Regions from separate parts of the Homo sapiens genome. Here region 1 is linked to region 2. The links are chromatin loops, found by intact Hi-C in ENCODE. Cell type or tissue: dorsolateral prefrontal cortex. All regions are shown on one strand. Each heading gives the region's core, and the rest is flanking DNA. Links, peaks and the distances in the headings are about the cores only.

Region 1 (15,887 bases), core at 8,389-10,888, 88 kb after region 2:
CCTCGCACAGGGCCCGCATGCTGCATGCTCTCAGTGAATGCTTGCGGAATGAACGGAAGAGGGAATCAATGAACAAATGACCTGGTGGTCATTTTCTGTGTTTCCTCCTGGGGTTTTTCCTTTGGTGTATGCATTTTGTGTGTGTGTGTGCATAGAATAGGTTACACCAAATCTATAATCTTTTTGTCCTTTTGCCTCCTCAGCATTCGTTCATAAGCATAGCGAGCATCACTGTCCGAGGCTGCACAGTGCTTCGTCTTGCGTATGCATCCTGCTTTGTTCACCATGTCTCTGGAGTTACGCATTTACTTGCTTGTTGCTTTCACCACTATAAACCATGCCTCATTTCCCTCTCCTGTTAGGCAGATCTGACCCTTCAGCCTGCCTCTTCCAGCCATGGTCAGACTGTTGTTAGTCCAGCGCCTGAGGGAGAGTACTTTCAGAGTTCCAGGCCCTTGTGTGACCTCCACCCTTAAGGTGACTCTTGGCACCCACAGGCCAATCAGCTGTATTCTTAGAGAGCTCTCAGAATACAGGCTGGTGGGCTATTTCCCTAAGGAAAAGCTGGGTGGGTTCTCACTGGGGTTGGAACCAAGGGGAGATGAGGAAATGGGAATAGGTTGGACGCCCTTGGTGGAGCTTCATAGTTTGATTTTACATCAGAGTTGGAAAGCAAAGCATACCCTTCTGCTACAGCTAGTGGTTTCCCCACCTGCGCCTGAGCTATGGACTGGGCAGGGGCCAAGTGCCCAGCAAGGAGCACAGGGAAGGAGCAGGAGGTGGAGAAGCTCAGAGGCAGGCTGCAGTAGGCTCCTCGCCCTTCTCACCATGCGGATGTCTCCTCCCTTGGCCCTATGGGAATATGGAGGGCTCACATTCTCCTCTCTGTGCAGGAGCAGGTCTCCACACTCTTTGGGAGGAGGAAGTTGACTTCTTTCTAACAGTTGCTGTCCTGTCATTCATTCATTCATTCATTCATTCAGCAAAGGCTTCCTGAGCTCCTGTCCTGTTGCAGGCTTGATTAAGTACTACAGATGTGAAGGTGAATTGACATATTTGGGTTCTTAGAGTTTGCCTTCTAGCAGACCACAAACAAGTAAATATAATGTTGCACGTGGTGCATGCAGGCCTTTGGTGCCCAGGACAGTGAGGGCATGGAGGAGGGAGTGTTGTCTGTGTCTGAGAGCACTGGGCAAGCCTCAAGGGGAGACTGTGCCTGAGGTGCATTTTGGAATGAGTTCACAGGTACGATGGGAATGAAGCTGCCCACATGTACTTGGGAGTTGGGGGAAGAGTGGGGACACTTGACTCTCACAAGAAGCATGGCTCTGAGAAAATCAGAGACCGCGCAGAAGCTGACAGGGCATGTGATGTGGACAAAGGGGCCACCAGGCTGGGAGGCAGGTCTGGTAGACCGAGGAGCAATGGGTTGAAATTAGGGTCGGGACAGAGAGGGCTGCATGAGGAGCAAAGACCATGAAGTCCATGGTCCTCCAACACTGCGACCCTCATGCTGCGGCCTCCCTGTGCCCTCAGCACTCAGCCAGGGCCAGAGGTAGCTCGAGCATGGAGCAGGGGCTGAGGGTGCATGGCTTCCTCATGATGGAGTCTACTTGTTGACAGATGACCCAGAAACTTCTGAAGGGCCCCCAAGGCCCTAATGCAGCCCCCAGAGCAGGCTCTTTCCCTTCCCCTGCAGACTCTCCATTTCATGCCTGGTTAATCCCCAGGAACCACTTTTGACAGGGGAATCCTACGTTTCTCTCTACTGAGCTGTAGAGGCTGCTGCCCATGGGCATTTTCAGCAGAGACCTCAGTCCCTACTCTGCCTCAGGGAGGTGGGCCCTGGAGGATGGTGCCATCCATGCTCCTTGTCTCCTGAGAGGTGGTGCAGTCAGCACACCCATCCCACAGACAGCGGAGGAGGCCTGAGCATCAGGGTCCTGTCTGATGCCAGCTCATGATGCACTGTGCCTGAGTGATGAATGCCCATCTCACTGCCTGTCGCTTCCTCTCTCTGCAGGGCCCTGTGGCCGAGTGTGTCCAGCCCAGTGTCATGGGGAGCTTCCATATCTCATGGCTCCTTGCTGGGCCAAGCCCTCCAGAACCCCAAACCCCCAAAGACTGATGAATGCCAGAGTGGCCACCTTGCTTATCTGTGGCCCCGGCCCTGGTGATCACCATGGCAGCTGGGAAGGGAGCCCCGTTGAGCCCATCGGCTGAAAACAGATGGCGACTTAGCGAACCTGAGCTGGGCCGGGGCTGCAAGCCAGTGCTGCTCGAGAAGACGAACCGCCTGGGCCCTGAGGCTGCTGTGGGCAGGGCGGGCCGGGATGTGGGCAGTGCGGAGCTGGCACTGTTGGTAGCCCCAGGCAAGCCCCGACCTGGCAAGCCGCTGCCCCCGAAGACACGTGGAGAGCAGAGGCAGAGCGCCTTCACGGAGCTGCCGAGGATGAAGGACCGGCAGGTGGATGCTCAGGCCCAGGAGAGGGAGCACGATGACCCCACAGGCCAACCTGGTGCCCCACAGCTGACCCAGAACATCCCCAGAGGCCCAGCTGGCAGCAAAGTCTTCTCTGTGTGGCCCAGCGGAGCACGAAGTGAGCAAAGAAGCGCCTTTAGCAAACCAACCAAGCGACCAGCAGAGAGGCCTGAGCTAACCTCAGTCTTCCCTGCAGGGGAATCTGCAGATGCCCTGGGGGAGCTGTCTGGACTCCTCAACACTACAGACCTCGCTTGTTGGGGTCGACTTTCAACTCCCAAGCTTTTGGTTGGTGATTTGTGGAACTTGCAAGCATTGCCACAGAATGCTCCACTCTGTAGCACTTTTCTGGGTGCCCCTACACTGTGGCTGGAGCATACCCAGGCCCAGGTGCCCCCACCCTCATCATCCTCCACCACTTCGTGGGCCCTCCTGCCACCCACCCTCACCTCCCTGGGCTTGTCCACCCAGAACTGGTGTGCAAAGTGCAACCTGTCCTTTCGCCTAACGTCCGACCTGGTCTTTCACATGCGATCCCACCACAAAAAGGAGCATGCGGGGCCTGACCCACATTCTCAGAAGCGGAGAGAAGAGGCCCTTGCCTGCCCTGTGTGCCAGGAGCACTTCCGGGAGCGCCACCACCTCTCCCGGCACATGACTTCTCACAGCTAGCAGGTGACCGCAGAATGACCTGCTGGGTGCAGCAGCCAGCCTTTGGCAGAGGGGGGCTCCCTGGGCCTGCGTTGAGGGGGCTGTCATGGTCCTTTGCAGAGCTGCTGCTTTTGGCATTCATAGATAAACAGCTCAGGCATAATTTGAAAAAGCCACACCTGCATGATGTGTTTTGAAGGAAATGAAGTCCTGAAATAAAGTGATGGGCTTTGCAAATCCAGGGTAGAGGCCCTAACAGGCACAGAGAGCAGGGGCAACTCCTGGCACACATCATGGGCTTTGGAGGCACACAAGCCTGGATTCGAATCTGGGCTCTTTCACATACTAGCTGTGACCCTGGACAAAGAGCTTTAACCTGCTGAGTCCCCATTTTCTCATCTGTGAAATGGAGATGATAACACTGTGTCTTAGGTTGGCATTCAGGTCACATGAAAGGTGTGTGGAAAGTGGCCAGCATTCTGCCTGCAGACCCTGAGCACTGAGTCAACAAGGTTTGTGATGATGTCTGTACTAGTTAGCTATTGTTATTAACAAGATCTCCATGGCAGACAAGCTAAAGCATCTGCCTAAGTCGTGAGTCTGTGGGTTGGCTCAGGTTAAGCTGAGCTTGGCTGGGCTTGGCAGCAAGTCTCAGATTTGATCAAGTCATATTCGTTTTCTTCTTCGGCTGGTGGGCTACCCAGAGCGAGCACGCTTCTCTCGTGGTCATGCCAAGAACACAGGAGGGTGAGTCTAACAAGCACACCTCAAGCCTCTGCTTGGGTCACATTGCCAATGTCCTCTCAGCCCATACAAGTGGCAGGACCAGGCCCAATATTAAGGAGTGGAAAAGTGTAGGCTGCCCTTGGTGAAGCTGTGACAAGGGAGTGACCATCCATCCCCTCCACAGGAGGGTGAGGAATTGGGACAGGTAATTCCAGCCAATACCTGGTCCATAGTTCTTCACATTGTGAGTATATGAATACGGGGAAATAGAACCCCCTCCCCACCACCTACACACATGCTGTTTTACCTTCCAAGAATAGGACATGTGCAAAAACTAGGCTTCCAGATCGTGAGGCTGGGGAGCATTCTAGGTACCATTTATTATCTACTGCGTTTCGGTCAGTAGCTGTTGTAGGTACCCGCATCAGCCCTTGTTCCTAAGGATGTGTGGAGCCCAGGCTGTACTCTTTGACATTCCACAGGTCAGTCTGCGTGAAAGCCCTTTGTGGGGAGTTTCCAAGCCAGTGTCGTTTTTGCACTGGTTTCCACCTCACTGTCAGATATTGTTCTTTTGATATGCAGTTTCCAGCCCTCCAATGAGTCCCCAGCACAGATCTCAGGCTTGTGGCTGGGAATAAGCCCAGCTGAGCAGGTGGGGATCTCAGCCAGCCTCCCAGACTGCACCTCTTCTATTGCTCTCCTCTGTCCACCGTTCCAGGCAGCAGCACTCCCACCTGGCTGCTCTGATGTCCTCGCTCCCTCCATTCCTGCCTCTCACCATGCACGCATCCATTGTCCACACACACACAACCAGATAATCTTCTGAAAGTGTAACTCAGATGATGCCTCCAACCCTGTGGCTGCCCTTCACACTTACAGGCCTAACCCCAGCAGGACCTGCCAGCTGCTTCATGAACAAGTCCCTGCCTCATGTTAATTGCAAGCACTCATTTCACTCTCCCTGTGTGCCAGGCAATAGCATAAGCACTGGAAGAATACAGATGTTATAGTGAGTCCTACAATAGCCCTGGAAGGCAAGAGCTGTTTCCTTTCCATTTCTACAATGAGTCAATTGCAGATGATGCTATAACACTTCCAGTGTTTCTGACACTTCCCTGAAGCTATACCTGCTACCTTCATGGGCCGAGCTTGCCCTTATGAGGCCCACAGGTGGCAGTGGGCAGAGGGGACCCCGCTATACCACCTCGCTGCTGTTCCACTGTCTGCTCCCGTGTTCTGACCACAGCTCTGGTGCCGTTTCTCAAGCCTGGGCTTCATTCAACATTTTCTATCTAGCTCTTCATGGTGCTGCTCCTGCTATGGTTCCACAGGGCTTCTTCTCGCAGGTCAGCTCCTTAGAGAGGTCTCCCAGATTCCCCGTAAAGCAGCCCTGCAGCCTCTGCCTCTCTCAGCCGCATCACCCTGTTGCTTCCTTCACAGCATGTCTCACCATCTGCAACCATCTTTCTGTTTGTCGTCTTGTTGATTTGCTGCCTCCACACTGTCAGCTCCTTGGGAACAGAGATTGGTTTGTTTACTGTGCATCCCTGGTGCCCAGAACAGGGCATGGCATATTGTTGGTGCATAATAAATATTGTGGAAATAATTTCTGTGTGAGAAGCTGGGTCTGAATATGTGTGCAATCTTCCTTTGGCTGTGGAGGGTTGCAGGAGGCTGCCATGCAGCTGGAAGGCTCCATGTGTACTGAGCTTCCTTCACCTACGCTGTCTCCCTGGCCAGGCAAGGGATTGAGTGAGTGGGTCCATTTCCATTCATTTATTCAGCATCCCTGGGCACTTTGAGCTGAGCCTCAAAGGCAAGTATGTGCCGGTGATTTGGTGATGCAGGCAGGGGAGCAGTGGCTGAGGAGAAAGATCAGTCCAGAGTCTGCAATTGTGTCAGGGTGTGAGGAGGAGATGGAGGGGCAGGGGTAGGAGGGCCTCACGGGAGAGCGGTTTGGACCGAGGGGACTGAGGGCTTGGCTCGGAGAGGCACTTTGGGGGTACTCTCCAGCTGCAGTGGGGAGCGTGGCCTGGAGGAGGGGGCCTGGACCCCCTGAGCTCATTGTCTTCCACATCTAGAAGAGGGAAGGGTGCTCCCTGCAGGTGCCAATAAAGCATCATCATTCCCAAAGGGACACTGGGAGGTCCCTTGCTCACTAAGACAAGACAAGGAAAGCTCAGCCTTGCTGGCCCCTTTAGGTGCTGTGTGGGGGTGTCATTTACACATGGAGAGGCTGAGCACAGAAGGCAGCTGAAGCTATGGGAGCCTCCCCGTGTGCTGTCTCAGGTGAGGCAGGAAAGGGCAACTCAAGGTCTCGGCATGAGGCCCCACACTATGCACTTGACACGCAGCAGCCAGGAGGCAGATTGTTATTAATAATTCCCACTCTGCTGCAGATGACATTAAACTCCAAGAGGTCAAGAACTTTCCTAAGACCATGGGCTCAGGAGCATCAGTGCAAGAATAAGACTCCAGGACCCCAGATTGAGCTCATGTCCTTTTTAGCCTGCCACTTGTCTGCCCAGCCCAGTGTGGTTGGATGATTCAGGAACTGGGACAGCAGCAGGTGTAGGCTCCCTGTCTCAAATTTCAATTCACACCTGCTACTCGTAAACACACACACTTTCCTATCGTCCTTCTCCAGCACTTTCACTATCTTGCATACTAAGTCTTTGACTGATTTGTCTTGCTTACCGTGTCTCCTATCACTAGAATGTAAGCTCTGTGAGGGATTTTTGGTGGGTTTTTTTTACCTGCAGCATTGCTGGCATCTAGAGAAATGTAGCCACATAGTAGGTGTTCAACAGACATTTGTCGAATGAATGAATGAGTGAGATGCCTGGTTCTGGCCTGGCAATTGCCACAACTCAAATCAGCTTCTCGGGAGGGTTTTAGGATCTATCAAATGCTGTGCACAATTGTCCTTCTCTGGCTTAATTGATTGGTTTGTAATTTCTGTGAAATCTCTTTGAAAGGCAGAAATGTGCCAAGACATGATAGACACTTAGAACTGAAGGGACTTTAGATTTCTAGACCACACCCTCCCTGTACAACATTGGACTTTGAGGTCCACAGACATGAGCTGATGTGCTCAGCGTTGCAGGGCAAGTGGTGGTGAGGTCAAGTTTAGAACCACTGAGAGGTCTGGACCTTGCCCCATCCACAATCCATGAGGAACCTCAGCTAGGCCAAACGACAGTTTACACTGCATGTGATTAGAACGGCCTCACATGTAATTATTAGTAACCTTGACCAGTTACACCATTCCCAAGCAGGATAGGCATTTAGGAAAATTTGAAGTTATGAAAAACAACACACTATCTTCCCCCAACTCTGATTTTTAAGTTGGAGTTAATTTTGGTAAAAATGGATGTAGATCCAAATTGCTCACAGCCTGCCATTTAAATGGACAAACTCAAAAGTGATTCGTGGAAGTGATGGGTTTACAGCTTGTTAATATTGCAGTCCCAATTATCACCAGGCTGGGTTCCCAGAGTCTCTTTGGGAGTCAAATCCTCTCTTAGCCCTTCTCCATTTCTGCCCTCCTGTATCTCCTGGAGAGTAGACATGTTAAATCATGGTTTTGCTCAAGCTCTCTCTACCACTTCTATGGTCTGAATGTTTGTGTCTCCCAAAACTTATGTAAAATCCTAACCCCTGAGGTAATGGTATTAGGAGGTGGGGCTTTTGGGAGGTTGGAATTCGTGCCCTTACAAAAGAGGCTGGGTGCAGCGGCTCATGCCTGTAATCCCAGCACTTTGGGAGGCCGAGGCGGGCAGATTATGAGGTCAGGAGTTTGAGACCAGGCTGGCCAATATGGTGAAACCCCATCTTTAGTAAAAATACACACACACACAAAATTAGCTGGGTGTGGTGGTGGGCACCTGTAATCCTAGCTACTTGGGAGGCTGAGGCAGGAGAATTGCTTGAACCCAGGAAGCGGAGTTTACAGTGAGCCAAGATTGCACCACTGCACTCCAGCCTGGGTGACAGAGGAAGACTCCGTCTCGGGAAAAAAAAAAAAGAAAGAAACCCCAGTGGCTGGCTGCAGTGGCTCATGCCTGTAATCCCAGCACTTTGCGGGGCTGAGGTGGGAAGATTGCTCAAGGACAGGCATTTGAGACCAGCCTGGGCAACATAGTGAGACACCCCCTCTACAAAAAATACAAGAATTAGCTGTATATGGTGGTGTGTGTGCCTATAGTCCCAGCTACTCAGGAGGCTGAGATGGGTGGGGTGGGTGGGGGAGTTACTTCAACTCAGGAGTTTAAGGCTGCAGTGAGCTATGATTGTGCTACTGCATTCCAGCCTGGGCAACACAGTGAGACCCAGTTTCTAAAAAATTAAAATAAACCGCAGAGACCTAGTTCCCTGCTTCCACCATGTGAGAATGCAGCTGAAAGTTGCCATCTCCCAACTAGGAAGATGGCACCAAACACCAAAGCTGCTGGCACCTTGATCTGGAACTTCCGAGCCTCTAGAACTGTCAGCGATAAATTTCTGTTGTTAATAAGTCATCCGGTTTATGGTATTTTGTTATAGCAGCCCAGATGGACTAGGCAGTCACCTTCTATATGCCAGTTAAGAGTTGGCATGAGATGTTGCCACAATGTATCACATCAGCAGGTATTAATTTTACAATCCTGGGCAAGAATTACCACATTCCTTAAATTCTCTATGTCTAATTGAATCGCTCAGCACCCCATCCTGTGGGCCTGGTAAGATACTCACCCTGTCACTATTGAATTCCTAACCTGTCTCTCAAGCTCACAAAAGCTCCTCAATGCCCCACCTCAAGATTGTACCCTGTCGCTTAGTGCCCCAGGGTGTCCCCTTGCTGTTCTGGCCAGCTTTGCTTCTGTTCTCCACTCTCCTAGGATCTAGGGCCTTGGTGGCTTTCTGGCAAAGCTGTTGGTAGGCATGTGACACGAAGACACTGAGTCGATGAGCAGAAAGTCTTGGCTGACCTTATGGAACAGAGGAGGAAAAATATCCACAGTAGCTGGAAACATGGCAAATTCTATCTTAATAAATTATCTCCCAGCGGCAGCCATTCAATTCAGATTTATAAAAGTCCTCAAAATATGCTAATGAGGCTAAACTAAGACATTCTGAATTCAGATTCATTTTGGTTCTCGATTTTAACAAATGTCAAGTTTTCTTTCTGTTTTTACCTGGGAAAGGAGTAAAACCACTACAATGGTGGGCTCCTAGAATTCAACTTCTTGCCAATTCCTGCATCTCTAGGCCAGGGATCCTAAGCTCAAATGTCTATTGAAGTAGGCTAATGAGTGGATGGAGCTGCCTGTAAGTGGCAATGGTGGGGAGCTCAATGCCTGGGTGAAGACTGCACAGCCAGGCTGGATGCAGGCCTCGAGAAAGGCCAGAGTTCAGGTCTTTATATGAAATTTGTTGTCAACTGACACAATAGTTTTGCAAACACTGATGGCCAAAGTGACATAGATTCATGGAAGCATGTCAGTGGTGGTGATGGTGCAGGGTCGCCACCAGCCGGTGACCCCTTACTCTGTTATGCTCCCAGCTTTGGAACAGGCCGGTGCTGGGCCTGGCGCTTCTAACCTCAGCCGTACCACCCTGTTCCTGTGAGCACGGAGAGAGAGCCCTTATCAGGGGTGAAAGTCGGCCAGAGTAGCCCCCAGGCCGGGCTTGCACTCCTCATTCCCTTGGGAAGTGATGGCGCCATCTGGAGGCAGCAGGCCTTCCTGCAGGCCACTTCCCTTCAGAGAGGGAATCACACACCCTTGTCATTTGCCTAATTTTGTTGTGTTTTTAGAAGTCATGTGGTAGGTCTACAGATGGCATAGCAAGATCAGAACCTCATAGGATAAACCTTTTATTTGAAAGATAAGCCATTCTCCAACATGGGTTGGGTTGTGACACTTCCTAGGAGAGAAGAAGTTTCAGAAACCGTTTTGTTTGTTTGTTTTGTTCTGGTTTTGGAGATGGAGTCTTGCTCTGTTGCCCAAGCCTGAGTGCTCGATCTCAGCTCACTGCAACCTCAGCCTCCCAGGTTCAAGTGATTCTCTCGCCTCAGCCTTCCGAGTAGCTGGAATTACAGGCACCCGCCATTATGCCCAGTTCATTTTTGTATTTTTGTAGAGATGGGATTTCACCATGTTGGCCAGGCTGGTCTTGAACTCCTGACCTCAGGTGATCTGCTCGCCTCAGCCTACCAAAGTACTGGGATTACAGGCCTGAGCCACTGCGCCCGGCCCAGAAACCGGTTTTGAAAGGGGGTTGGGGAGGCAGTGCCTGCAGGGAGAATGGGAGGGGTTCTCTAACGCTTTCTTTCCATTCATCTTGCCATCTCGTGTTTTCCTGGGGCAAGACGGAGGAAGCCACTATCGTCTGATCCCATTGCTATTCTAAGCTGCTTGGATTAGGAGGCTATTTTTAGTGCTGGCAGCCCTGGTCAGCAAAGCAGAGAGGGTACCTAGGCCAGGTGGCAGCTAAATCCCATAGGAACCAGGAGATGGGAGGTGGGTGCCCCCAGGCAGGGACCTTGGAGGTGGGTTTCCTGGCCTGGAGTGTGAACCGGTTGCATTGCTTTTCTTTCTGAGTCACATCGTTTCACCGCATCACAGCTGTGTGGGTAACCAGGGCCCTCTGGTGCACAGTCAGGGCCCTCTCCTGTGTAGGCCTGTGCGGGGCAGACACAGGGACACAGGAAGAGGAAGCTCCTTCCTCATTGCTTCAGCCCAGCCTGAAAGCAGGAGGCCCGCGAGGGTCCCCATGTGGTCCTTTTGCATTCCCTATGTATGAAGCATATCACTGCAATAGTCCCTGGCCCCTCCTTCCCTGGATGGGGGTCACCACGTCTCCAGCAAGAACTTGGAGGTGAAGATCACCTTTTCCTTCCTCTCCTTACAGAGCCTGGCAGAGGCATGGCTTGTTGCTGACTGAGAGCATCTGGAAATGAGCCCCCAGCACTCAGAGTCACCACCCTCACCATGCCCCCCAGCTCTGTGCTGTCAGTTCCTGGTCAGACTGCAAAGATGCCCATGAGTGGACTGTGCCCATGCCCTGCCCCTGCTGCTAACACCCAGTCCCCCAAGTCTTCTCTGGCGCCAGGGACCAGGTCTGAGACAGCTCTGTTTCCACCACTTGCCCTGTGGCTGGCCTGGCATCCTCAGGATCTGCCCTGGAGGGGAAAGAAAGGCAGGGAGAGATGGGCCCAGTATACCCTGAGTTCTTTTCTCTACCCAATGACTCTGGCTTGGCTGCCCAGAGTGTGGCCTGGGCTTTGATAGTGAACAATAGGGAAGCTTCTAGGCCTGTCTTGCCCCAGAGAGCCAGCTTTGAGTCCCTGCCAGGGCCTTTATAATCCATTTATTATACATGCTGTCACAACAGGGCTGAGCTGACTCCTGGGGGCACTCCAGCACCCCTGGATGCCAGTCAAATGAACCCCTGCTTGGTACTGGGTGACTTACCTCTTCACCACATCTGCAAGAGGGACAGATAAATATGACCTTCCAGAAGTGTCTGCATCACCTAACAATGCCCTTCCAGTGAAGATGAACCCCTAGCTGCAGGTCAGGCCACAGAGATGGGGCAGGAAGCTGTGTCAGGGATTTAAGCACAAAGCTGGGACCCCAAGACAAGGAAGGGAAAGACGATGGCAGGCTGGGTGCAGAGCAGAGTGACATTAACTCAGGTATTAACTTATCTTGGGTCCTGATCATTGGTGGACACTGGGTGAGCAGTGGGGGGACAGAGTTGAGGGAGTCTGAGTGTCTGGAAGGAGGTGTGGCTGTGTGCAAGATGTGAGTTGGAGGTAAGTAGGGTTGGGCAGGGTGCAGGCCATGAGCTCAGACCAGGGCATAGAGAGTTGAAGGGGCCCAGGGCTCATCTGAACTTCTAGGCAGCTATCGGCCATCTGGCTGTCCCACCAGAAAAGAGACCTGATGGGATTTTGTTTTCCTTTTCCTTTTTCTCCAGTCTTGTGCCTGCAAGCAGGTAACAATGCAAGAAAGCTTGCATTTAGGAAGGCTGAGCCTGTTCTTTGCTACGCAGAGGACTCTCGCTCCTCTCTATCTCAAACCCCCTTTCCAGATCAGGCCCAGGGTGTCTTCATGATGTGGTGGAAACAGAAGGATCTTTGGAACTGTACAGCTATGGGTTCAGATCTCACCTACCCTTTAACCAGCTGCACCAGACTGTGCTGTTCATTACAGAAAAATGAAGTCTTTGGTGGATGGAAGCAGACAGGGATTTCAGGAGGGAGCCCGGATGGTGCCCAGTCCTAGATGGGCAGGCTGGGGGACCTGGCTGAGCAGTGGGTTGGGACAATGGGTCACTCCACTAGGACCACAGCCAAAGTCACACCAGGAAGTCGAGGAAGCACCTGTTGAGGGTGCTGCTGCTGTCCCTGCTAAGCACAGGGCATGGCTGTGCTGTCCCTGTACACTAGGCTTCTGGCAGATGGCCGCTGCCCAGGCTCCCTGGCCACTTGCTCCAGATTAAACATCTTGCACAGGAGCTTCTGGTTGACCAAGGCAGGATCACATGCCCATGCCCTACTGCCAGAAGGGCTGGAAAAGTGGGGCTTCCAGAGTGTTCAGCTTTGTGGTGGAGAAATTATGACAGCTAACATTGGCTGGACACTAGATTAACTCACTTCATTCTCACAACTCCAAGTGTAGTATTATTTCTCCCATTGAACAGGTGAACAAACTGAGGCCCAAAGAAGTGAAACAAATTGCCCAGAACCACTCAGCTGGGGAAGTGGCTGGGCTGGTTTCCCACCCAGGCAAGGCTGACATCACTGTTTCCTACTGATTCCTATGGGCAGTGATTCTCTGATCATCCAAAGGTGCTGCAAATGCTGGGTGGCCCAAAGGAGGACACAGGTCCACCATGCTGGATGTGTGACCTTGGGTGAGCTGCGGAGTTTGTCTGTGTCTCAGCTGGCTCCTGGGTAGAAGATGAGAGTGGCCAGCTATGCAGCCGGCATGAGGCTCAGAAGAGACACAGCCAGTGTATGTACATCACCAGCAGAAGGGCCGCACCAGCCCTTTCCCTATTTAAGATCCACAAGATCTTTGCCACCTGCTGACCCCACAGCATCTTGCACCACATCTTAAATAAAATCAGCTGTCCATAGAGGTCAGCAGGGCAGATCCAGAAGATCTAAATAATGTGAATGGAGAACTCATGAAAAGAAGAGATTTAACAACCACTAGTGATCACTAAATTGTGGTTAATGGCTCGGGTATATAATTTATTTTATCTTCTTTATTTTGTATTTTGGAATAATGATAGCTGCATCTGAAAATAATGATATATGCACATTAATGAGTATTTAAGAAAAAGAGCAAAGTATGAAGAAGGAAGGTAAAAATACCACCCCAAGTTCTACCACTTAGAAGGAACCTTTGTTAAAATTTAGGTGGTTATTGGAAAGCCATATATATATACATATATATACATACACATATATATGTGTATATACATGTGTGTGTGTGTATATATACACACCTCCAGCTGTAACCTAACCAGAGCTCAGCAGGCCCCTTTGCTGCTCCTGGGAACCTCAGGCCGGGCCACCTGCAGGAGTGCCCTTGGTGTGTGTCCCAGAGGTTCTGTCTGCCCTGGGGCTCTGCCTATGGGGCCCTTCCCTACAGGTGGTCCTGCAGGCCTGGGCTCCGCTTCACCCTCAGCTGGTTGTGCTGGAGCATCTCCTTGGCCCTGGCGAGAGCCTCTTCTGCAGGGACAACCACATGGGGTGTCACCCCCACCCCTTCCCAGGAGCTGCCATCCGAGGCCCCCACAGAACGGGCCGTGGGGATAGTGAGGTAGAGGTTGGTGTCATCCACGTGGTAGGTCTGTGGTGGCTGGCAGCCCCCACTGGTCACCTCCCCAATGACCAGGGCCCGGCCCAGCCTCTTCATGATATAGGTGAACTCCTCCGCGGTGCCGGCCGTCACACTGCTGGTCAGAATGACCATGCTCTTCTTGGAGCCATAGCGTTCACCTGGAAGACATAAGGCCCTTCAGGATGGGGGTCATGTCAGGACCCTGGAGCACCTGTCTTCTCTATCCTGCCTGGGCCTGCAGTGATGGAGGAGGCCCGGGGGTTTAGGTCTGTGTCCTTGTGTCCACTTGTGAGCCACTTGACTTCTCTGAGCCTTGATTTCTGCATCCGTAAAATGGGGACAAGAATGCATGCCCAATCACGAGGATTTCAGTGCTTGACAACTCCCAACGAGGCCTTTTTATGCCAAGTGATAGGAAAGGCTTGACTCTCCTGAGAAAGGAGCATCCTCTCTCTTCATGAATAATGAGAACACCTAAACCGACCTGACTTCCTTTTCACTTTGGACTCAGAAAAGCCCAATTTGTGATGTATAAGAACAACTCTCCAGGACAGCACTGTCCAACAGGAATGCAACGTGAGCCAGAATGCTGGCCATAGATGTCATTTTAGGTTCCCTAGTAGCCATGTTAAGCAAGCAAAAAGAAACCCATGGTGTTAATTTTAATCATGTTTTGTTTAAGCCAATGTATCCAAAATACATTCTTTTCAAAATGTAATCAAATAAAATTATTAATGAGGTTTTCTTTTCATAATGTCTTCAAAATCTGGTATGCACATTACACTTCCAGCACATCACACTTCCAGCACATCTCAACTTGGGAGAGCCACATTTCAAATGCTTGGTGGCCGCAGGTGGCTTGTGGCTCCCATATTGGACCTTGCGGTTTTGGGGCCTCATTATCTGCAGAATTGAGTCTATCTTTAACTTCCAGTCTTGAACATCTATTTGAATTTAGAATTCACCTGGTTCTGATTTGCATTTACACTTGTAATATTATTGAACGTATGTCCTAGGAGCTACAGCAAAATGCCTGTGTATTACAGAAGCATGGACATGAAAATGGTGGGGTGTTTCTCTGGTCACAGGCACACCCCCATCGGTCTCTCCAGTCCTTTCTTGTTGGGTAGGAGCACAAGTTCCTTGGTCTTACACACTGGGCAGGGAAGATAGATGGAGGCCATCCACCCTGGAATGGGGCTTTGAGAGTTATGGTTCTGTAAAGCTCAGGGCCTGCCTTTGCTCCTATAGCCACTGCTCTGGGCCCAGGGCGGGGAACAGAAGCCCGATCAGCATCATGACCTTTCCAGGCAAGTTTGTGGCACTGTGGCTTGAGAGCTCAAGTACTGTGAGCACTGGCAATGCCCACTGGGGTTGGTGAGGGGCGGGGAGAATCCTTCAAATTCTGCATTTGTCCTGCAGGCTGGTGATTATGGTGCTAAGCCTGGGGGAAATTTTGGTATTAGACAAACTAATATTCACATTTTGGGTTTCACTTATTAGCTGCATGACCCTAGAAAAGATATTTGACCTAGTCAACACCCCCTTTTTTTTCCTCTAGAAAACGGGCATAGTGATACATGCTTTTCAGGGATTCGAGATCATGCACATCTAGTGCCTGGACTAGGACAGGGCCTTACATTCTGGTTACTATGACTTTTACCTACACCCAAGCTGTCTTTCCCTGGTTTCCCAGAAGCTTCTAGAATGACAGCAGAAAGGAGAAAGCTTCTCCACGTACCTACAACCTGGGCGTGTGTCCAGAGTTCACTGACAGAGTCATCAGGCCGGCTGTAGATCTTGTCCAGCAGAACTGGAGGGCCTTCATCAAAGAAGTAGGAGCACAAGATGGGAATGGAGGATGTGGGGCCACCGATGTTGAACCTGAAGGATGGGAAGCAGAGCCTGTTCAGGGGCTGAGCTCACAGTGAGGCCCTGTGTGCCCCTCGGGGAGGCCAGGATCTTTGTCCCATGGAGGGTTCTAATTCTTGGCAGCCTCAGTCTAGTGCCTCTTCCTCCTTTAGAATTCCATGGGTTGGCATTTTCCAGAGTATTTCCAAGAGTACTAGTCTCTTTAGAACAAGAAACTTAGTGATCAAATATGTTATCCTTTCCTTCTGCTATGTAATTAATACATGTTAATATATTAAAGGCCCTGACAAGTCCTGCAGTCAGAAACTTGTTGA
Region 2 (15,887 bases), core at 4,691-7,190:
ACGGAGCAGCACCTAGCACAGAGGAAGGCCCCCTGCCCTGGGCATCTGTGGGAAACCAGGGCCCCAAGTCTGCGGTGAGCTGGTGCAGAAACTCTGAGCTGAGGAGCTAACATTATACCCATCTGCAACTGAGAGAACCTGCCAGGCTCCAACAAAGCCAAACGGGAAACTCTCCCCGGGAGACACCGTCCTCATCCAGGGAAACCAGGATTCTCATGGAACGTCATTTTCTACTGAAGAGGAGCGCAGAGGAAAAACTCCCAGGTATCCCAAAGAGAGGCAGCAAATACAAGAAACAAGGAGATTCAAGTCCCAGAAAGTAAAGAGAATGGAGTGATCTAAAAGGAATATTTAAATGAGGGAGTGTGAAATGTTTAAACAAGATAAAGGAATAAAATTATATGACAAGAACAGCTAATTAATACAAATGCAGTTTTAAAAGGACCAAAGTTCTAAAATTCATCAATGAGAAATGAAACACAACAGAGAGTTTAAGACAAAAGGTGGAATAACTCCAAAGACAGACCTGAGCAGCATCTGCCCTGCAGCACTGCTGACCGAGACAGAAACCAGAAACAGGATATTGTGCACAAGGAGCACATGAGAAGTGTCTAGCAGGACAGGTCACTCCAGCATCCTCCGCTCACCCCAGCATCCTCAGCTCACTCCACTATCCTCAGCCCACTCCAGCATCCTCCGCTCACTCCACCATCCTCAGCTCACTCCACCATCCTCAGCCCACTCCACCATCCTCAGCTCACTCCAGCATCCTCAGCCCACTCCACCATCCTCAGCTCACTCCAACATCCTCAGCTCACCCCGTTGGGGAGGCAACCATTGAACTCCCTCTGATTTTTCTCATTCCCTCTGGATGCTGATGCTTAGGGAATGCAGACCCCAGCCCACCAACTTCTAAGCAAAGCCAGCAATGAGAGGAGCTCCCTGCTTGCTGGAAGGGAAGGGGAGTCCATCCTCCCTGCCCAGCCTAGGGACTTCCGAGATGCGCTGGATAGGTCTTTCCCCCTTGATCTTTAGCACAACCCAGAGGGTGGTGATTTCCCCCTTTGGCATCTGGTTGGACAATGGATGGGCTTCGCTGAGGGCTGGCAGCCTTGTTGAGCCTGTTCTTTCAGAGAGTGGGAGTGAGTGTCCAAAGGGTCCTCTCAGCCGCCTCCTGCTACATGCCCCTGCCCACTCTCCTAGGGTTCTGCTGGGGACCCCAGTGGGGGCAAAGCTCAAGCCTGGGAAGGATGGGGAAGGTCTCTGGGCACAGGTGGAGAATGTGAAATAACATGAATTCAGCACTTGCCATGTGCCAAGCAGGATGCTGAGCACATCCAAACCCCCAGGACCTAACCATGCTTACACGCTAGGAGGGAAGGCACAGAGCATTCCAGCCTGTGCACAGGGTCAGGACTGGATGGGCCCCTGGGTCCTGGCTGAGCCGTGCTGTCCTTCCATTCTCCAGTGCTCCCGGCCTCCAGCACTGGGTGGCAGGTGCTGGCAGGCTGCCCCACACATCGGCCTGCCCCAGGCTGCCCTTGCACCAGAAGTTGCTGCTTACGGGACTCTAGGGGACTCTCCTCAAACTACTCAGGACCCCAGCAGCTCACTGGACCCTCTAGCTGCATGGTGGCCCCAGAGGGCTTTTGTGGTCTGACCTCAGTAAATGCAGGTGATGGGAAGATGGTGTGGGGAAGCTGTGGGTCTGGCCTGAATTGTGTTCCCTCTGCTCTGCCTTGTTTGCTGGGTTTCTGAGGTGGAGGAGGGATGAGGGAGAGGAGAGGGGAATGGGGTGAAGAGGCAAAGAATTTTCCAGTAGAGGGAGACCAGCTGTGAGAGCTGTGTGTCTGTCTTCCTGCATGCTCAGCATGGAGTGTGTGAGTGCACATGTGTGTGCATATGTGTGTGTGCGGGGTGTATGTGGTGTGTGTGCATGTGTGTGCTTGTGTGTGCATGTGGTGTGTGTGTGCATATGTGCATATGTGTGTCTGTGTGATGTGCATATGTGTGTCTGTGTGATTGTGTGTGTGTGTGTGTGGTGGTGCATGTGTGTGGTGTGTGTGTGCATGTGTGTGTGGTGAGTGCAAGTGTCTTTGGGGGTGCTGGGATTGTGGGGATGCAGCGAGTTGCCATCCTGACTCTCCTTTGTGGGCCCCTCTTCTCCACAGGCCTCAGAGTGCTTTACTACATTTATCTCACCTCCCTATATCTAGCAAGGGGCCCCAAAGCAGAAGAGTTGAGGTGGGAGGTGGGGAATGGGTGTCACCCGCCCTGGCTGTTTCTCTGGCTTCTCAGGGCCACGTGCTTCCTCTCCAGCCCGAGAACACGGCTGTCCTTCATCACCTACTGCATGGAGGACAGCATCGTCCTGCAGCTCACACTCACACTAGGCAGGGGAGTGCTGCTTTGAGCCCCCAAGGGAGGCCTGAGGGGCTGGGCCAGAGGGAGCTCCAGGGAGCTGAGGGGCTCCCTGAGACCTTGGTTGGGAGCCTGACAGCACACATGGCAGGCTGGTCAGGACACCACTCAGTGCCCATCCTGATCTCAATGACTGTTTCCCTGAACGCTCCGGCCCCTGGCTGCACTGCTACTGCAGGTCCTTGTGCTCCGAAAGTTCTCGGCCTCCCTGATCTTCTCCCTCCCCTGCCCTCCCTCTGCCCTGCCTCCTTCCCTGGGAGGTGGCTGTGAGGATTCCTTGGGTGCAGGGGCTGGCGGGGCAAGTGTGTGTATCCTGTGAACACCTGCCTATGCTGGCAGCTGCTCTCTGTGTGTCCCTCTCCGCCCTGGCCGGTGGGGGAGGGAGACAGGGTCAAAGCCACGGGGAGTGCTGAGGCTTTAGCGCAGGGAAGTTGGTGGGCCCAGACAGGGGAGCCACTGGGTGGAGTCCTGAGTTCCAGGCCAGGCTGGGAAGCTGGAGGGAGGCAGGAGGAACAAGTGTCCATGGTGCTGGAGGTGGCACAGCCCTAGGGCACTGCAGAGCTGATAGGCGGGGAGGTGAGGACACTTCCAATGCAGATGCCTGGAACTGAGCCCAGAGGGAACGAAGCACAGAGGAGAGGTGAGGACACTGAGGACGGGAGGGGGCCTGGGCCCCTCTTGCAGCTTTGACGGGGAGCAGGGAGGAGGCTTCCCCTCTGTGGGAGACGGGAGGCTTGGGTGTGTGCCTCCTGTGCTGTGGGTTTGGGAGAGAGAGACTGAAGTGGGCATGAGGGGGAAGAAAGCAAGTCTATGGGGGAGGACTGTGGTGGGAGATGCAGAGAGGCAGTGGGGGCAGGGCCCTTCAAAGGCTGAGTGAGGAAGAATGGGTGGCTGCCTCCCCTCCAACCTCCCTGTTCCTGGGGGTCCTCCCCCAAACTGAATTCCCAGAGGCTGCTGTGAGGAAGCGGCTGTGTCTCAACCAATGTCTGTGTGTCCGCTGGGCCAAATCTTCACCTGGTGTCACTGAGGGTCCAAGAGGAGGCGGCTGGACCTTGAGTACTCAAGGGCCCTCTCCCCACCATGCCTGAAGCAAGGAGCCCAGGAAAGGTCTCACTTGGCCCCTGCACAGGGTGGGCTTAGCGTGATGTTCCCGCCCTGAAATCTGTGGTGCTCTCTCAGGCCCCAGGGGTACAGGCTGTGCACTCAGCCAGGCCCTCCCTGATGTCAGGTGTAAGTGGAGCCACAAGGCTGCCTGAAGATACCATGTCTCATGCCTCAGCTGAGCACCCAGGCCTCGATGCCTTCTTCAGGGCTGCTGAACACTCGGGGTCTCTCCTCCCTGTCCTTCTGTGTGCCTGTGGCAGGCAGGACACCCACAGCGGCAGGGCCAGGACACGGGTGCGGCAGGCGAGCCACTTAGGACCCTGCTCAGGGCAATCCATCACAGAAGCCCTGTTTTAGCTGCGATTCCAGAGACCTACAGGTGATTCCCCATCTCCTGCTCTTCCTGATCCAACAAGGACCACCGGGCACCCACTCTGAGGCTCAGGGAGTGTGTCCTTCCACCACTGTGGCTCCTGCCCTGAGACAAACACCACAGGGGACACAGGGCAGGTGGGGCTGGCCCCAGGAGCCAGCTGGGGTTCCCACAGGTCTGCAGCTGCCAAGGGCATTGGCCTCCACCCCGCCTCCTGGCCCTGGCCCTGTGCATTCCAATCCCTGCTGACGCCTGGGGTGCCCCTGGTCTATGCACCCAAGGAAAGCTTTCTCTGAACCCTGCTTCTTGTCTTTCTGCAGTGTCACACCTTCAAGGCGGGCTGTGGGTGAAGCTGGCCTGCCGACATGCTTTCTGAGGCTTTCAAGGATTTTCAAAAACGGGAGCCCACAGTTAAAAGCCCAACTTTGACAGGCACAGTGGCTCATGCCTGTAATCCCAGAACATTGGGAGGCTGAGGTGGGGAGATCGCTTTAGCCCAGGAGTTCAAAACCAGCCTGGGCAACATAATGAGGCCCTGTCTCTACGAAAATTTTTAAAATTTAGCTGCAGTGAGCCATGATCGTGCCACTGCATGCTGGCCTGGGCAACAGAGTGAGACCCTGTCTCAAACCTGAACATTCTTTCTAAAAATGCAAATTTCTAGATTTTTTGTAAAATGGGAATGGCAGGAATAGTGGGTGTCCCTCCATGTCGGCCCCTGGCTGGGGCCTGGGGCTTCACCCTCCTCACATGGGGAGCTGCAGGGCCCACCTTCATTCCAAGGCCTTCCAACTGCCGACTTCAGCTGGCTTGTCCTGGCCTGCTCCTCCTCATGGTATCTCCTGTTTGGCCTCTGAGGTCACCCATCCAATGGCCATGATGCTTCCTTAGGAAGAAACTTGTGGGGGCACTGAGACTGTGAGAGAGAGAGCAGGAAAGGCCAGCTTGGTGCCCTGTGCTGAGCTCCCAGGCCTGGGTCCCCTCAGTGCAAGCATTGGGTCCTCTCCCACAGCTGAGGCCAACAGCAGCTGCTTCCAAATGTGATGCTCCCAGGCTGCACTCTCAACATCTCCCTGCTCAGGTTTCTAAAGGGCCTTTGCCAGCTGGACACTGGAAGGTACATCTGAGCCTGGGTGGTGCACACCTTGGCCAGCCCAACTCGGCTACCCTGAGCAGGGCTAGGGGCTGCTCTGGACCTTCATGGAACGGGTGGTTCCAAGTTACATTCTGCCTCTGTCCCTGGCCTCCTTCCTGGGCTCCCTAGAACCCTCCTGGCTTCTTGGTGGCAGCCTGCTGAGAGGGCTCATTCTGTTGCATCTGGGGTTCAAGCTTCTGCCTTGGCCTTTCCCTGCTGTGACTGTCACCCTCCATGTGGGGCAGCTTTGCACAAGTCGGCCAACTGACAGGTCAGTGCTGTGACTGCCGGGCCACGTGAGCAGAGGCAGAGGGCCGAGCTGGTGGGCAGAGGGCACCTGTCACCTTGACTCAGCTGCCTCCAGGGAGGAGTGACGACTCACATCCTCACCTGGGGTTGCCAGGGCTGCTCAGACGCCACAGCCTGTGCATGTCCAGGGGACATCATCAGAGGAGCGCAGCTGTCACACTGGCTGCACGACTGAGCAGCTTTAAATCAGGAGCAACAGAAAGAGACCCCGACGGGGAGGGGAACTCTCTACTCCACCCCCATCCTCAGCTCTGCATCGGGGAGAGGCAGGGTCGAGGACAGAGCCCAGGACCAATCATGGAAGTGTCAGCGCAGCTCCTGTTTCTGGGACCTACCAGCTCCCAGCCCTGTGCCAGTCCCCGCAGAGCTCAGTGCCCTGGGACTCAAGACAGGCCTAACAGCGTCCTTTCTGTTCATGGGAGGCACTGCTGGAGCTTGCTGACATTGGACAATTTGCTCCTGGTAGTGTGCCCATGGGGAGCAGAGCTCAGACATGTATGGTGTGTCTGTCCCCACAGCCTACTGCCAGGGCACCCTGCAGTGAGAAACAGGGAGGCTAGAGCCCAGCTGCTGGTCTGGGGCCAGTGGCACCCAGCCTTATGCTGTCCCCATGGAGGGAGGATGCCCAGGGCTCCCTTCCTCTCCAGCAGCTGCAGCTGTGTAAATGCTGGTCAAGCAGAGCCCCAGCACACACAGGCAGAGGTCAGGACAGATGAGGTCATCACAGAGGACCACACAGGGCTGTCACCACCCATGCCAGGACCCTGGATGGTAAGAGGGCATCCTCACCATGTCCCAGACAGCAGAGACAGATGCTGTGATTTATCCTGTGGGGCCAAGGTGAGCTGAGGGTGTTTGTGTGGACGCCTTTGTTGGGCTATGGAGGTTTCCTTCTGCTCACAGGATGCTGACGCCCCCACTTCTTGTTCTTCATCCCCTGAGATAACCGCCTGGTTCCTGTTTCTCGTTTTGTTGATGTGGTAAATTACACAGATATTTCAGCTCCTGCACCTGCCTGGCCTTCCTGAGAGGAGGCCTGGCTGCTCCTGGCCTGTGGTCTGGGTTAGCTGCTGCTCCATGCCATTTGCTGGTGTTTCCCTGAGAGCTTCTCACACATGTCTTTTCTTGCTTTAGGGTTAAACTTATTGTTGTGAGGTAACAACACAAGAATTGTACACAGGTACTCACACCACCACCGCTGCATATTCCCCCCACAGCAATAGACACTCACATTCACACTCATGTGGGCCACACATCCACACCCCCCCACCCATGCAGATTGCACCACAAACACACTCAACCCACCCCATACCACACACATCACACCACACACACATACCCAAAGCACACACACACATAAATAGCAAACACACATACACCAAAAATACCAAAGACACACCACACATCCCATACACACACCACACACATCACACATCATACACGCACCACACAAAGGGCACACATTCCCCTCTCTGCCACACAACACACACACCCAGCATGCACCCAACACCATACACAGCACACACACATCACACACACACACACCCCACACACACTACACACCCAGCACATACACATACTCACACACCATAGACACACATACTTGATACACACAGAACATACCATACACCACACACAACACACCACAAGATACACATACACAGTGACACTGCCACACATACCACATATCACATACACAGCAAATACACACACATCACACATAGCCCTATACATGTACACAAGCACCACACTCACCACACACTATGCACACATACCACATGCACATTACCTATCACACGCACCCACTACACACACACACATGCAATGCCACACACATACCACACACAAAACACCCACACATCACACATGACCCTCTACACGCACACAGCCACCATACACACTACAAACCATGTATACATACTACACACATACCACCTATCACATACCCCCAACACACACATGACCACAAACACACAACACATTACACAAAAATAGCACACACAATGCACCACACACCACAGAAAAACACACACTAGACACAAAACACACACACATTGAACCCTCACACACACCACACAACAAATACACCAAATTCACACACTGCACACCCCTATACACACATACAGACAGCTACCCATACTACATACATGTCACATACCACACACACCACACACACACATCATACGCAGCACATGCACACCATCACAACACACACATACTACACACCACAAACACACACTACTTACACATGTGCCACACCACACAGAAAATGCACACACATATGCCCATCACATACCACACACATGTAGTACACACACACCCACACACCACAAACACACATAACCACATACACAGGCAACACACACAAACCACAGCCTTTTCCTCACCCCCAGACGTAGGCACAGACATTTCTGCCCTCAGCAGGGCCTCCTCAGCTCTTACCTCCTGCACACACAGTGGGGGCTCCGCAGACCTAACTGCAGTGCAGGCCTTTGATGTGAGCTGGAACACAGGAGGGGTGGAGCAGGGCAGGGAGAGTGAGCCTCTGGCCATAGGAGCCAGGCGCCTCAGCCCCTCACATCAGCCCACTCATGGCATCAATGGTGCTTCTCAGGGCCTTGAAGCCATTCTCCACTGCAAACACATGGTCCAGGCTGTCTGCAATTGTTGTTATCTACAGAGATGGGAGGTGGCTTGGACTCCCGGCCAGGGGGTGAGGATGCAGCAGATCCCAGGCTCAGGGGACAATGTCTGTCTGCTTTGGGGGCAGCAGAATGTCAGGCTCTGAGGGCCACAGGCTTCTCCAGCCAGCAGCCCACTCTTGGGGAGCGGAGGAGCTCTTCAGCCCTCCCCTCTGGTGTGGTGGGATTTATACGATCTGCTGGTCAATCACTTCTGCAGTGGCCATGGGTCGGCCCAACTCACTTGTGGCAGGTTAGATGATGGGGTGGCCCTGGGAGAGCCACTTGGGACACCTTTCCCCAGTAGGCTCCAGAGTGACACCTGCCACCTGTTCTGAGTCACCCGCTCCTACTCACATTGGCTCATACCCACGATGTAAATGGTGGCCCCCAGGCTGAGATTTATCAGCCCAGGAGAAAGAAGGTGCTGAGTATAAATCACCCAGGGACTCTGGTATTCCCCCTACATGACCACCATGGGGACAGCAGGTGCTTACATCCAGAGTTGAAATATTCCATCTTCTGAATTGCCTTCAAAGGAATGAAGAAATATTGAGCCTGGACAGTGAGATGACCCCAGCAATGTTCTAAGAACTTAAGAAACTTGAATACATTATCTGTGCTCTAGTGGTCTGTGCCCTTTCAAATCCTCTCAGTATGAACATTTCTCCTGCTGGCAACATGTACAAAGAGCCCTACATATTTCTTTTTGAAAAAAAAAAGTAAAAAGAGGGTTGAGATGGAGTGGGGTTGACTGTTAAAAATCGGCTTCCAAGCTCTCCAGGAGCCACTGTTCATTGTGCAGGGCTTCCTGGATGGAGGAGGGGGCCAGGCAAGGTCTCTGTCCTGCTCATTCCTCACTGTGATGTTGACTAGAGATTTCAAGGCCTTCTGAGCTCATCCCAGTCTCAGGGAACACAGGCCTAAGTGACCTCACCAAGGGCCCCACCTGGACCATTGATGGTGAGAGAGGAAGCTTCCCATGGATGTGCAAAGGCAACTCAGGCTCTAACAGTGGACCAACATTCCTAGCCCTAAGCCTAACTGCAACACAGGGATGTGCAGCTGAGGTCAGGGACAGGCAATAGGACAGGCCTTCCTAACCATAGCCCTGTGGGCTCTCTTGTATTGGGCACTCTAGCCTTCAACAGGCAGGGCTGAGTTCAGGAAAACTCAGCCCCCACAGCTCCATACCCCCGACCCTGACTCAGTCTCCCCTTGTCTCTTTGCTATAGGAAGCAGCAAACCAGCTCAATTAGAGTGCCAGGGCTCCTTGACTTCCTGTGCCCCTGAAACAAAAAGACCAAAGGACTTTGTTCCTTATTTCCCTTCTTATTGTTTATATTTGTGATTGGGTTGTTTTATCTAATGATTTTCCTTTCTCTTTCTCCTTTGTGTATAAGTTATACCAGTGAGTTTTATAGTTTTGCATTTTTTCATCATGGTGGTTATTATCTGTTCATTTCCAGATACAAGACTTCCCTGAGCATTTCTTGGAAGTCAGGTGTAGTTGTGATAAATTTCCTAGTTTTTGCTTGTCTGTGAAAGATTTTATTTCTCCTTCATTCCTAAAGAGTAACTTTGCTGGGTATAATATTCTTGGCTGTTAGTGGTTTTCTTTCAGTACTTTGAATTTATCATCCCACTCTCTCCTGGCCTGTAAGGTTTCTGCTGAGAAATCTGCTGTTAGTCTACTGGGTATTTCCTTATATATGACTTGACTATTCTCTTGCTGCTTTTAGAATTCTTTCTTTGTCTTTACTATTGACATTTTGACAATAATGTGCCTTGGAGAGGATCTGTTTGAGTCGAATCTGTTTGGGGTTCTTTGAACTTCCTGGACCTGGATGTATCTCTCTCCTAAGACTTGGGAAGTCTTCCAATAATATTTCACTAGATGTATTTTCCTCATCTTTCCCCTTCTGCTTTTCTTCTGGAATTCTCATAATATTAATATTTGTTCACCTAATGGTGTCCTATACATCCTGTAGATCTTTGTCAATCTCTTTCATTCTTTGTTGTGTGTATCCTATGAATATGTAACAGTACTATTTGTCAGTGTATTAGGCCATTTTTGCATTGCCATAAAGGAATGTTTGAGACTGGGTAATTTATAAAGAAAACAAGGTTAATTGACTCATGGTTCTGTAGGCTTTAGAGGAAGCATGGTGCTGATGTCTACCTGGCTTCTGTGGAGACTTCAGGAAGCTTCCATTCATGGCAGAAGATGAAGGGGAAGGAGGCATGTCACATGGCACAAACAGGAGCAAGAGAGAGACAGCGAGGTGACATACACTTTTAAACAGACAGATCTTGTGAGAAGTCACTCATAATTGTGAGGACAATGCCAAGAGGATGGTACTAAACCATTCATGAGAAATCCACCCCCATGATCCAATCACCTCCTACTAGGCCTCACCTCCAATACTGGAGATTCCAATTCACCATGAGATTTGTGTGGGGACACATATCCAAACTATATCATTTGGTTAAAAAATAAAGTATATAGTACAGAGTCTATAAAAAAGACTGGAATGGGAAGCCACGTCAAAAAACAGGACTTGTATAGCTGACGTTGCCCCAAATCTGGAAGGTCCCCCAGGACTGAGGTGGGTCCTGAGGTGTTAGGACCACAGGGCTGCTGGTGCATGCAGCTCTGTGCATTTATAAGATGAATCTATCCTGTACTAGATTTGATGGGGGATGCTCTACCTTGCTCTGGGGTCATATGTCTAAATGGATGGCATTATATGAAATTTTTTTCCCCCAGTGCTGGTTCCAAACTTGTCCACACCATTAAGGTGACTAACGTACTGGATAAGTCTGATGATGAAACCTGATGGCAAGGGCCTTGTTTTCTACCCAATACAGGCTGCAGGGCAAACCATTTACATAACATAAAAGAGGTTTGTGGGAAAGACAGTATCAAAAAGTGTGGAGGAAGGGGAGATAGATGGTTCCAGATACACCAGCTACCCATCTTCAGAGGTCACCCTACTCAGTTCACACCCTTTAGAAATGCTTCCCCATTGCCTGCAGGATCCAGTCCCCATGCCCAACCAGGAAGCAGCAGGGGGCTTCAGCACAGGGATGAAGGGCGTGCTTGAGTGGCCAGTGTTGAGGGGGAAAAGATCCCAGAGTTCCTGCCTGGTGCTGCCCTCCCTCTCCTTGGTCCTGGCTCTGTCTGTGGTCAGATCTCTTGCTTCCTCCTGGGAGTGTCAGGCTCATATGCAGCCTCAGTGGGCATCTGGGGAAGCCAGGCCTGTGTCTCTCCAGAGTGTGGGGCACAGAGAAGCCAAAACACAGCATCCAGGGGGAGGAAGTCACCTGCCAGCAGCCTGCACTGCCTTGCAACACACGGCCCTCATCCCATCCCCACCAGGGCCCAGAAAGGCCTGACTGCAGCCCCGAGTGGCCAAGGGATGTCCACCATGGGTCCTGGGCTGCTTTCTGGCCTGTTCTTGCCTTCCTCTTCTCTATTCCCTGGTCTCAGGCACCTTCCCTCAATGAGCAGAGCATGGTCCTCTCACCTGCCTTACCCTTGTGTGCCCCCCTAAAGCAGGGCTCCTTTCCCATTCCACCAGCTCCTGCCCAGGCCCCATTCCCACCTCATGTTTCAATTCAGGACCTGTACTCAGCCAGCACATGTCCTTCCAACTTTTGTACTTTTCCTCTAAAACTATCCCTGGCTTCTCCTCCTCCTACATCAAAAATACCGTTTTATTTCCAGATTCCAAACTCTCTGTGGCCCACAGTGGCCATCCCCTAACCCATAAGGCTGCCAGGACCCCTCCCCCAGGAGGAGACTGAAGTCTTATCTGGGTGTGTTTCTGGGGACAGAGCTGAGGTGAGCTGAAGGATCCTGATGCCTTCTGGAGGCAGTGTCTAAGCTGCATTGCTTCCTCATGACCACATTGCTTTTCAGGGCAGTCAGGATACTTTGTGCAACCTTATTCACCAAGCTGCAACCAGGTGCCATAGATATGGTGCCAGTGCAGGGGCTGGGTGAGCTGGGGCACAGAGACCTTCCCAGTGGGCTGAAGGCCATGGCTTTTGCCCTTGACAATTGCCCTCTGGGATCATGGCTCTTCAGAGAGCCATGTCAGGCATCTGCTGAGGAGGGCTGCACAAGGCACATCGAAATGGTGCCCATGGGCCCCCCAGACTGTGTCTGGACATGGAACCCATTCATTTCATTTGCTGGTCACTTGAGGCCAGGAATGCTGCTGGGTGTGTTTGACAAGGTTGTGTGGGCAACCCTGACTTGTTCTAACAGGGAGTAAAGATACCCTCCTTGGTCATCACCTTGGAACCATGAGAAAGCAAATTGTTAAGATTGTCCTCCTCCTTGTAACATAATGAGGACTAATACGTATTGAGTCTTCCTGTGGGCCAGTTGCTAGACTAAGAACTTTCCACGTTTTCACTATTTTAATCCTCCCAGTAACTATACAAGTAAATGCTACTATTATCCCAGTTTACTGAAGGGAACTGAAGCACAGAGAGGTTGAGTTACTTGTTCCAGGTTACAAAGCATGAGATTCATAAAGCTGGATGTGAACTGGGTCTGGCTCCTGCTCTTCACACTGCCCTGCCCCTCTTTGGACCAGCATTCAAGACCTGGTGATGGTTACTCCCAAACCACTGGAGAGCTTCCCTGCTCGGGCCCTGGTTCCTGGGTTTGCCTGGAGCTCATCTTCCTGTGCTTCCCGTGGTCAGATCCTTGGCCCAGACTGAGCCAGGAGCCTGAGGGATGATCTGATCCTCAGGGTCTGTGGTGAGGGCTGCACTGGACACATTCCCTGGATCAGCCCAATAAGGAACAGAGGAGATCACTGACCAGGAAGGAAGGCCCTCCTTGGGCCTAGGTTGGAGTCTGGATGCCGTCTCTAGGGTGTGAAGAGGGGGCTTCAGGCTGCCCATGATTGAGCCACTCCAGGAAGGCATAGACTGTCCTGGTACATCCTGGTGGTATGTTCCGGGCTCTGGGCCCAGCTGGCTCGTAGTTAGGAGTGGCGGTGAAGGTGGAATGTGCTTTTGAGCCGTCCTGAGCCCTGAGAAGAGGTAGAGAGAGGCTGTTGTTGTACCTCCAGGCTGAAGTCTGGGCCAAACCTGTAGACATTCTGGTCATTCTTGCTTTGAATTCAGTTCTGAGCTTGGTGTGACCTGGGGAAGGGAAGACAATGGTTCTGTGAGGTGAAAGAGCTCCCAAACCTGTGTCAGAAGAGGAGAGAGACAGAAAGAGACAGAAAATGTCTATCTTTAGTGCTGGGGAAAGAGACTCAGCCAAGTGCTCGTGCTCTGGGGCTTTGAGATCAGAGTGCTCCCTCCCTCGGAGCTTCAGGGAAGGCAGTTTATCAGAGGCAAGATCAGAGCTGAGGCTCAGGCTTAGAAGACAGCTGAGCCTTGGCGTGCAAAGTTAGTAGATGCAGAGAAGAGCCCTCAAAGCAGAGGGGTGAGGGAGGGTGCCTGAGACATGGTCGGGTCTTCTAGGGGCTGGGGATGTGGGTGCCTGGAGCTTCTGCTTTCAGATCTCCATCTCAGCCCCTGCTGTCTGCAGCTGTTGTAAGCTCATCTCAGCTACAAGGCCCACTTGGTGAGCTCTTTTCATCATTCTGCCCAAAGAGCTTGCTTCCAGGGCTTCAGGTGCCACCAGCATTTCCCCAGAGTTTTCATGGTGGTAAGAACGTGGCTCATGACTGGTCCTTTTTGTTTTTGTAAAAAAATAAAATAAAATTTTAGGATCTTCTAAATATATTATGCCAAAGGGGACGCTAAGCTCTGGAAACTGAGTCATGTAGCATGCTTGCAATTCTGCTTCTTAGATTATAGCTTAACTCTCTTCCTCGTTGTTCTAGTTCTATAAATGACTAGGAGAGACCAGAGATCAGACATCCCTCTGTCCAATCACTGATCTTTGTTATCAATTACCTGCCTCCTTTATTGTCCTGTTTCTGAGACCAGACGGTAACCAAAATACCTTGATATTTACATCTTCAGTGTGGAATGTTAAATCTACCTTTCCCAAAAAGAAAGACCACCTCAACTAATCAGACCATTGTAAGTATGCAGTACACCTTTTTAAGATTTTGTTAAACATCCTGAAATTTGTCTATATGAATGATCCCAAACTTCTACACTTTGGAATACTGACCTCCATTCTTTGGACTCTGTGCTTTCTGGTCAGCCTATCCTTACACTTTGTGCTTGAATAAACTCTCTTTAAATTGTATTTTGACCCTTTGATTATTTTAGATTGACGTTCGGCCACCTTGAAGGGACTCAAAGTGCGCCTCAACTGATCCCTCCTGTTATGTCATCGACCAAGGCTTTGGTGCCAAGATGAATGCCTTTTCATTCGCCCAACTTGCAAGGACTGACAGGAATCTCTGCCATGGCTCCTCTTGGGTTTCGAATCTCTCTAATTTTGGTTTGAGATTCAGACATTATTTTAGTGATCCAGTTCCACATTTGATGGAGCTAGAATTGAAGCTCTGCTTTTAAGGTAGGAGTTTCACACACACACAACATTAGAATATATATATTAGAATATATCCATATATATTAAAAATTCTGCTGTTCATGGATTTGTGATTTTTACTTTTCTCTAAGGTTGCAGGTTGCTTGTTGAACTACCCTTCAGAGTTTGTACGTCCTTTTCTCTCACCACAATTTTGGTCAGGGAAGAAAATAGTTTCCTTCTCTGAAAAGAGGAGGTGAATGTTTCATAGCATAAGAAATATTTAAGAAGTATTTAAGAAATAAATACTTTTTATTTAAAAACTGGCTAAACGCTGAAGCTTGGTTCATTTGGCGTATGTAAAGTCACTTTATGAGTGAGCAAAACCAATGAGAAACTTTCTTTGAGGATAAAGATGAGTCCTGGGATAAGGGAAAGTTTTCTTCTTTGCCAAAAGGAACCTCAAGCAATTAAGGTCTTGCAGAAGTGTTTGACTTCATTGCTTGTAACATGCGATTGAGTTCATGGCTTGTAACATGCGATTGTCCCCCAGGTAATCTCCAAGAAGAACATGCAGTGAAGCTTGTTTACCCTGGTGGGCACATAAGAAGGGTTGTTCTTCCAGTGCCGTAAGTGCTCATGATTCCTGGATTTAGTGAGCCATGTAAAAGAGAAGAAGTGACACAAGAGTGACACCTTGAGGAGTAAACCCCCTTAAGCAGCACACCAGATCCAAAACATCTTTCCCTTTCAGTCTTTGGTCACTTGAAAAGATAATCCATTTTTTTCAAGATGGCGGACTAGGGACATTGGATGCCAGATCTCCTTAGGAAGAAGGTCTTAAGTTACTGTTAAATGGACAAGTTCTGAACTGAAAACAGAGGGAAAAGAGCCAGGACCTGTCATCGTGCCCATAGAAAGAAGCTGAGGCATGGAAAAGGAAAGCAGCAAGAGTCTCGCAGAGATCAACCCCCAAGGAACTCAGAGCCCTGTGGAAAGTGTAGGTGGGAGTGCTTCTCTGCTCTTCTCTCCTCTGTGACAATCTACTGAACGCCCAACTTTTGGAGAGCACCTTTTCGCTTTTGACCCAGGGAAACACTATTGGTAGCTATTTGAGAACTCCCCAGGGACAGCAAACTGCTTGGCCAGCTTGTGGAGGCATGCTCACATTGCCCTCAGAAGCAAACTGAGATTGTGGGCACCATACTGAGTGTGCATTGATGGTGCTCCTACCCTGACTGAGAATTTTCTGCCCTTGAGTCACTGTACCACCAGATCCCCCCCTGCTCTCACTTTGGCTAGCATGGCTGGTCCCCAGGGAGTTGTGGGACTCCCTGGAGATCTAACCCTTGGGGTGGGCTGCCCCTAAAGGAAGAGGAAAGGAAACACAGCCTGCCAAAGCCC

What was found. A loop is a pair of places that touch in the nucleus more often than their neighbours do. Peaks named below come from ENCODE experiments on the same cell type or tissue, not always from the same donor. Only the 100,000 strongest peaks of a DNase experiment are listed, where the experiment ranks them.
Region 1: it touches region 2 in a loop (2.2-fold over the local background); 4 of 110 quality-filtered maps call a loop at or near these places.

The regions. Positions count from the first base shown.
Region 1 is chr10:47,355,074-47,370,960 of GRCh38, reverse strand. RBP3 (retinol binding protein 3) reads right to left here. Exons shown (of 4, transcript NM_002900.3): 3 at 15,443-15,585; 4 at 13,080-13,859. The coding sequence ends at 13,504. ZNF488 (zinc finger protein 488) reads left to right here. Exons shown (of 2, transcript NM_153034.4): 2 at 2,024-5,465. The coding sequence starts at 2,132. The coding sequence ends at 3,154. Among named protein-coding and RNA genes, the nearest start is that of RBP3, 15 kb to the right of the region's middle. In dorsolateral prefrontal cortex, for the core only: CTCF peaks have their summits at 9,362 and 9,567 (motif pointing left); a DNase peak (open chromatin) is centred at 9,540.
Region 2 is chr10:47,439,686-47,455,572 of GRCh38, reverse strand. No RefSeq gene overlaps it. Among named protein-coding and RNA genes, the nearest start is that of LINC03029, 33 kb to the right of the region's middle. RefSeq lists an enhancer at 2,194-3,157. In dorsolateral prefrontal cortex, for the core only: no CTCF peak of the experiment used is centred there; a DNase peak (open chromatin) is centred at 5,882; H3K27ac peaks cover 458 bases.